Regions from separate parts of the Homo sapiens genome. Here region 1 is linked to region 2. A link is a contact called in ENCODE Hi-C or POLR2A ChIA-PET data. All regions are on one chromosome and are shown on one strand. Each heading gives the region's core, a stretch centred on a gene start or an enhancer-like site at or near the end of the contact. The rest is flanking DNA. Distances are from core to core; before and after follow the strand shown. Region 1 has its middle 27 kb from the start of SLC25A4. Region 2 overlaps ACSL1 (acyl-CoA synthetase long chain family member 1).

The links. A loop is a pair of places that touch in the nucleus more often than their neighbours do. ChIA-PET counts read pairs that join two places held with the same protein, here RNA polymerase II (POLR2A). Pooled maps may share reads with other maps.
Region 1: a map of cardiac septum shows a loop between it and region 2 (4-fold over the local background). The contact joins two enhancer-like sites. A Hi-C loop is called at or near these places in 2 of 168 maps with a recorded cell type or tissue (Right ventricle myocardium inferior and cardiac septum), 3 of 37 single-sample maps with no recorded cell type and 5 of 50 pooled maps. POLR2A ChIA-PET finds 5 or more read pairs at or near these places in 2 of 52 experiments (PC-9 and activated T-cell).

The regions. Positions count from the first base shown.
Region 1 is chr4:185,114,866-185,118,521 of GRCh38, reverse strand. No RefSeq gene overlaps it. Among named protein-coding and RNA genes, the nearest start is that of SLC25A4, 27 kb to the left of the region's middle. RefSeq lists an enhancer at 2,253-2,547. Within about 2 kb of position 2,386, at least 12 of the 41 ENCODE cell types and tissues checked have a DNase peak (open chromatin) inside an H3K27ac peak, as active enhancers do.
Region 2 is chr4:184,800,375-184,804,155 of GRCh38, reverse strand. It overlaps ACSL1 (acyl-CoA synthetase long chain family member 1), which reads left to right. Exons shown (of 21, transcript NM_001995.5): 2 at 610-836. The coding sequence starts at 642. Among named protein-coding and RNA genes, the nearest start is that of ACSL1, 24 kb to the left of the region's middle. Within about 2 kb of position 1,380, at least 4 of the 41 ENCODE cell types and tissues checked have a DNase peak (open chromatin) inside an H3K27ac peak, as active enhancers do.

The DNA of each region.
Region 1 (3,656 bases), core at 1,137-3,636, 310 kb before region 2:
GAGGCATGAGAATTGCTTAAACCCAGGAAGCGGAGGTTGCAGTGAGCTGAGATCGTGCCACTGCACTCCAGCCTTGGTGACACAGTGAGACTCTGTTTCAAAAAACAAAACAAACAAACAAAAAAAACAAAAATTACAAAGGTGACAAAGTCAGGCCCAAACATATTCTGTCTGGGCCTGACTCAGAGAATCAGCCTGTGAAATCACACAGCCCAGAGGGCCAGGACCTGTCCCTGTAATTTCCTACTAAGAGCAAAGCATGAGCAGTTGATGTATTTCACCATAATTACGCATGCAAGAGTATATGTGGTGTGCATACAATGAGAATATTTTTTTCAAATCCAAACTCAGGACACATGGTCTGACAAAGGAGTTCTAAAGAATTTTTCATTTTTAACATAATAAAACAGACAAATCTATTATGTGTGTGTATATATATCTGTATACATATATATAAATAAATATATTTCATACGGCATACCATTGCCAAGTGTTTGGTAGAACTTGGGAAAACTTCTGAGGCTGAATCTGGGCTCAACAAGAAGAATGCTGTGTTGAATAGTGTTGTCTGATAGGCACCCAGGAGGAGAAATCGGCAGCCCACATAGCTCACATTTGCCATCGCTAGACAAGGAACTTGTCAGTGTCATAAAACACATATTAAACCACATTACATATGAAACCACATGTATCATTTCCATTAATGGTATGGTGAGAACGGAATAGGTGTTCTCAATAGAGATGCAACTCTTAAAAAATTGGGAGTAGAAGATCACAATGAATCATCAAAAAATGCAGAGGTTTCAGGTAAAAACTAAACAGATGAGGCAAGCCACACATGTTTATTCTTTGACATTATAAAGTATGTGTACATCATAAAAAAATCACCTTTCTTAATAAAACAAAGTCAGAATTTTCAAGGTGAACGCTAAAAAGAGAATCTCCCAGGTGAGGCAGAGAAGCCAGGCTGAGAAGTTCTCCCTCTGTTCCCCTGAGAGTCACTTCAGCTTTGGCTTCTCATCGACCCTTGCGGCTACCTCCACACCCACCATGGGAGGCTTCCCCAGCTGTGGCCTAAGGGCCCTCCTGGGAGACTCCAAGGCGCAGCTGAGACAAAGCTGAGGGTTCAAAAAGACCTTACCAAAGGCTGATGGATTACAAAGAAGAAATAAAAAGCTAGACCATAATTTGAGGATACCTCAAATTAAGTGAACCCCTAGATGTTCATGGACTCCAGGTTAAAAAAATCTGATATGCATAGGTATATTTTAGATTTATATGCAAAGTGATTTAAATCTTTATTTCCCAAAGTAAAATAATACTTTATGCAAAGGGTCAAACCTACTTCTTGCCAAAAAATTACCTTTTTGGGATTTTTATATGATTTTAAAGTAAGTAAACATTTGGTCTTTTCCCTCTTCAGTTTTATCTATAGACCATGCTAAAAAACAAAACAAAACAAAACAAAAAACCAAGAACAGAGGAACAAGAAGAGCTACTTGATGTAAAGAAGTGACTGAAAGAAAAGTTCAGAGAAGAATTTAGGAATTTGAGAGAACTTGAAAAACATGATCCAGAAAAAAAGAGGCAAAAAGTAAATGTATTTTAAGAATTATACTTGGCCCACATTCCATTGTTTTACATTTGAGGATTTTTCAGATTAAAAAACATATATTTATTATAGACAAATTGGAACCTATAGAAAAATATAATCAAGAAAATGTAAATCACCTAATAATGTCATCACTCAGATCAACACTATTATTATGTTGGTTAACAAATTTTTAAATATAAATAAAACAAAATTTGTGATCATCCTCAATTATTATTATTTTGTTAATGTTGTTATCATTATGTCATGAACATTTCAACAGATCATTAATTAGATTTTTGACATGAATTTTAATATCCACCTAAGATTTTATCAAATGGATATATTATAATTTAACAATTCCCCCAAACTGGTAAATTATTACCAGTTATTCACTATTATATTTACTATGTTTAAGACTTTAATGGATATACTTAAATATTTATTCATTTATTTCCTTCAGGCAAAACATAATTGTGACTATCTTTAGGAATATTTTTAAAACCGCTCTCCAGAAACTTACACCAATTTACCTTATTACTAACAGTACATATGCACATCAGCGTTAGCTTTCGCCCTGGCCTATGTTGGGTGTATTGGTTATCTATTGCTGCGTAAAAAATTACCTAGAAGTTTGCCAGCCTAAAACAATAAACGTTTATTTTCTCATGGTTTCTGGAGGTCAGGAATTTGGGCTGGGAGTCTCTGGCCCGGAGCTCTCATGAGACTGCAAGTTCAGCTGCTTGCCAGGGCTGTAATCACCTCCCAGTTCACATGGGGGAGGATCTACTTCCAAGCTCACTCATTGGCTATCATCCAGATGTTATCAGGTCTTCGCCATGTGGGCCTCTCCACGGCGCAGCTCACAGCATAGCAGCTGGCTTCCCTCAGATTAACAGAATGAGAGAGAGTGCCCGAGGAGGAAGCACCAGTCTTTTTAGAACCTCATTTTGGAAGTAATATTCCATCAATTTGTCATATTCTATTTGTCAGAGCAAGTTACTACGTCCGGCCCATATTCCAGGGAAGGGGATTACACAAGGAAGGGCATGAATACCAACAGATGGGATCACTGCGGCCGTTTAGAAGCTGCCTATCATAGTATATTACCTATCAAAGTACCCTTATTTCAAAATTAAGCTTTGCCAAAAGTAGTAACTCAATTTTATTTTACTTTTTTCATATTTGATTGCCTGTACAGTTGACCATATTATTTATTTACTAATAAGCTAATATTTGTCTAGTAAGTTTTTTGTTTTGTTTTGTTTTTTGTTTTTTTTTTGAGACGGAGTCTTGCTCTGTTGCCCAGGCTGGAGTGCAGTGGTGCGATCTCGGCTCACTGCAAGCTCTGCCTCCCGGGTTCACCCCATTCTCCTGCCTCAGCCTCCCGAGTAGCTGGGACTACAGGCGCCTGCCACCACGACTGGCTATTTTTTTGTATTTTTAGTAGAGACGGGGTTTCACCGTGTTAGCCAGGATGGTCTCGATCTCCTGACCTCGTGATCCGCCCGCCTTGGCCTCCCAAAGTGCTGGGATTACAGGCGTGAGCCACCGCGCCCGGCCCTTATCTAGTAAGATTTCTTACAACAAATAGACATTTGTTGGCTCACAGTTCTGGAGGCTGAGAAGTCCAGTGTCAAGGCACCAGCATCTGGCAATGGGCTTCTTGCAGCATCATAACATGGCTGAAGGGTGAAAGGGTGAGAGAAAGAGAGAGAGAGAAAGAGAGAGACTGTAAGAGCTGGCAAACCCATTCCCATGATAATGAACCCATTCCCACAATAACAGCTTTAGTAACCTAACTACCTCTTAAAGTTCCCACTTCTCAATACCATCACAATGACAAATTTCACCATGAGTTTTGGAGTGGATGTTTGTTAAACAATAGTATAATATAATATTTATTGAACATTTACTATGAGCCAGGTATTGAGTTAAGCATTTTGTATGCATTTTCTAATGTAATCTTCCCCATGATCCAATAAGGTAGGCACTTTCATTATCAAAACCATTTTACACATGAGGAAACTGAGGCACGGGATTAAAGTTATCAAATGTTATATAA
Region 2 (3,781 bases), core at 131-2,630:
GTAAAAGAAACTCATCTTACCAGATAGCCAACTATGGGTTTCCCAGCATTTATATTGCCACTGTTGTCGTGTGAGGAGTACAGAAGGTGAAATTTACATTGGTGTGTTTAACCAGTTTGGGAACTTGTTCTGAGATCTGTTGGAAGAAATAGAAACTGATGGCCCTTAGGTGGTTTGGGCTTGTACTTCCCCTTCACTCATATTCCCATTAGCCTTGACAATGAGAGTCGAGTGTTTTTGATTAGGTGGATGGACGAGAGCAGAGACGTAGTAGCAAAGAAGAAAATAGAAACTTAAATCTACTTATTTGAGTTTTTATGGGAAGAATTCTTCTTGAGTAAAATCTTTTTAATATGGTTAATGAAAGGAAGAGAATGGGGTTTTTTCAATACAAGGTAATGGAGAAATAGAATGAAAATGAAATCCTAAAGTGTTTTTAGAAAAATGACACTTGACAGCCAGGAAAAGCCCCGGATCATTAGATTGTGGGTTTAATGCCTGGACTGGCCGAGCAGCTACCCAATTAGATGGCTGGCCGGTGGAATTTTGGAGTTCTGGAGAGGGGTCCTGCTTCCCTGGAACGAACGTGACATTTTTCTCTCCCAACAGAATTCAGCTTAGAGAACTATCAACACAGGACAATGCAAGCCCATGAGCTGTTCCGGTATTTTCGAATGCCAGAGCTGGTTGACTTCCGACAGTACGTGCGTACTCTTCCGACCAACACGCTTATGGGCTTCGGAGCTTTTGCAGCACTCACCACCTTCTGGTACGCCACGAGACCCAAACCCCTGAAGCCGCCATGCGACCTCTCCATGCAGTCAGTGGAAGTGGCGGTGAGTGGAGGGCCCAGCCTGCCTCGTGCGTTTTCTCCGCATTTCCCCAGATGAGCTGAGCCCTGTTGAATGTGATAGCCATCAAGATCAAATATTTGTTTATAACTGCACTTTGTAAATGGAAATGTGCCAAATTACTGATGGTGGTAAATAGAGGTACAGGGCAAAATATAGGCACAGGGACAGATGAGAGGGTGTCGGTTGGGTGTCTACCTCTCGTCACATGGAAGATCATTCTAGAAATGACATTGAGTTTCTACGCTGTGGTAGGCACTGTGGTCAGCCTGGAGGATTCCATAAGGAAAAATATAGCACAGAACCCCTGTTCTCACAGGGATTAGATTCTGGCAGGAATGAGAGTTTTCAAACAAATGTTACCAAAAGAATGCACTCGTGGTACATCTGACGCTTAGAACATATCCCTAGCCTGTTGGAAGGGACTTTGGGATTTCAAATAGAATAGGGCTGGAGTAAGAACTTGACGGAAGAACACGGCTGCAGAATTCGGGGCAGGACATGAAGAAACAACCCTCAAGAGGCGCGTCTGGCTGGGCTGCTGAGCGCCGTGGTTGTGTGTGACTTGGGCAAACTGGAGGCTGTGCTCTCATGTTAGGAAAATGAAACTGGAATGCGGGCAATTAGGGCTTAATAGGAGGGATGGCGTAAGGAAACCTTAGGATCCTTTCAGGAAGATTCTTAGTGCTCCTGCTCTCCCTGCCTTCCCTAGTGAGAAAGGCAGGGTGTGGAGAAGATGAAGAGGCCGCATGCTCACTGGTGCTTCCACTCCTCACCTGTTCTTTGGTTTTCTCTGTGGTCGCTTGCTTTCCCCTACCCAAGTCAGTCACCCTTCAGTGTTTCCCGCATTCAGCAGATATGCAGAAGAACATTGTGAAACACAAGATCCCCCCATTTACTGCTTCCAGATGTAAGAGATGGAAGGCCTCCCCCACCCCCCCGGGCTGACTGCCGCAGAGGGAGTGTGTGCCCTTCCACATAAAGCCCTGGCTGGAGTCAGCATTTTTGTTATTTATGGGATTCTAGGTCTTTGTTTTATTTTAGACAAGTTCTTGGATTCATTAATGTGAAACTCTTAAAATATATAAAAGATTCTTCAGTCTAATTCATGCCAAAATATAAATATAGAATGACTGAACTACAGCTGAGAAAAGTTAACTTTCTACTTGATTTCTATTTAGAAGGTCAGGGTACCTTAATATTTCACCTCAGCTAATCACATAGGCTGGGGAATGAGTGGAATCTCCCTTTTCCTAAGGGATTCCTGTGAGGTTCTGGCATTCCTTCTCTACTGGCAGAGCACCTGATGTGTCACGGCAGCGCTGCCATCTCCATGAAGAGTTGTTGGCAAGTGCAGTGTTAAGACATGTATAACTTAGCAGTAACTGTAAGAAATGAGTAATTCCTATTATATGAGAAATTGTGGGGGCACTTACGTGTGGTTTTAAAGCTTTAGCTTAGCATAAAGGCATTGTGCCTTGTTAAAATAATTACATATGTTCTCTCTAGAACAGTTTAAAACTTGAGATATGCAGCAAGAAATGAAAATCTATAATTTTACTGCCCAGTATAGAGGCTTCCTGATTTTTCTCTGTTTATAGACATTGATTTAGCTCTGATTTTCAGAATTTGTGGGGCTTAGAAATAGATACTGAGCTTGCTTTGCCTTTTTAAAAAAGAAGTTAAAAGTTTAAATTTAAAAGTAGCTCTGGAATTCTGGTGCTTAATAATTACAGATGCTTTGATATAGCTAGCATCATCCTGTGGACACCTAGGGCAGGGAAAGAGGAACTTGATTCACTTCATAAGGTACCGGTGAAGAGCCTGTGCATCTGGCACTGCTGCGGGGGGCTGGTGGCCGGAGTGGAATATTGTTGCTGTGTTCCTACTTTGAAAACAAGTAAGCAGGGTTTGCCAGTTCCCACCCTCATTCTGCACCCCCATCTCACATGCACAGTTTTTATCACCCTCCTTGTCCAATAAAGTTTACACGGATACTAAAATGAGAAGAATCCGCACTTTTTGGTTTGGCCACTTCTCATCACAACCCACGCTGGCTGTTTCCCAGCTACTGATTTTTAAGGCAGTAGCACAGAGGTTCTTTGTAAATTATACCTTCTGAAATTTCCTTTTAAAAATCAGGATTGTAGAGCTGGGTGCAGTGGCACATGCTGTAATCCCTGCACTTTGGGAGGCCGAGGTGAGAGGATTGCTTGAGGCCAGGAGTTTGAGACCAGCATGGGCAACATAGCAAGGCCTCATCTCTATAAATTTTTTTATTTTAATTAGTTGGGTGTGGTGGCTCATGGCTGTAGTCCCAGCTACTCGGGAGACTGAAGTGGACGAATCATTTGAACCCAGGAGTTGGACACTGCAGTGAGCTATGACTGTGCCACTGCACTCCAGCCTGGGCAACAGAGCGAGACCTTGTCCCTAAGAAAAATAAAAATCAGGGTTGTAAAGAGGAGGTTAACACTCATGCTGGTCACCTCTAATGAAGACCTAAATTAGAGAACAGGACAGACAAGCTGGGTTAGGAACAGAATCCAAAAAGTGTTTCTTAAGTGTTGGAGCCCGGACTGATCAGGGCCCTGTCTGGAGAACCACGTCCTTGTGTCTGTAGTGGCAGCTCACAGTCATAACTGTGATGCCCTGCGTGCCAAGGAAGAGCTTCTATCTTCTGAAGGATTTTGCTGCTGCTGCTCTGTGACTTTGAGCAATGGATAGAAGCAGATTTTGTGGGTTTGCTTTCTTTTTACATCACTGTCACAGATAATGCAAGATTTCTGGTGTTAGCCAGTGTTCCGGTTTAGCCTGGCTACATGTTTTAGCCTCTTCTCTGAGATTGAAGCCCCATGGCCCCCTAGTGAAAACGATCTTCACTGGAGTGACTGGAAACCTTTTCGGATTGGTCGGAGCCCAGACACACG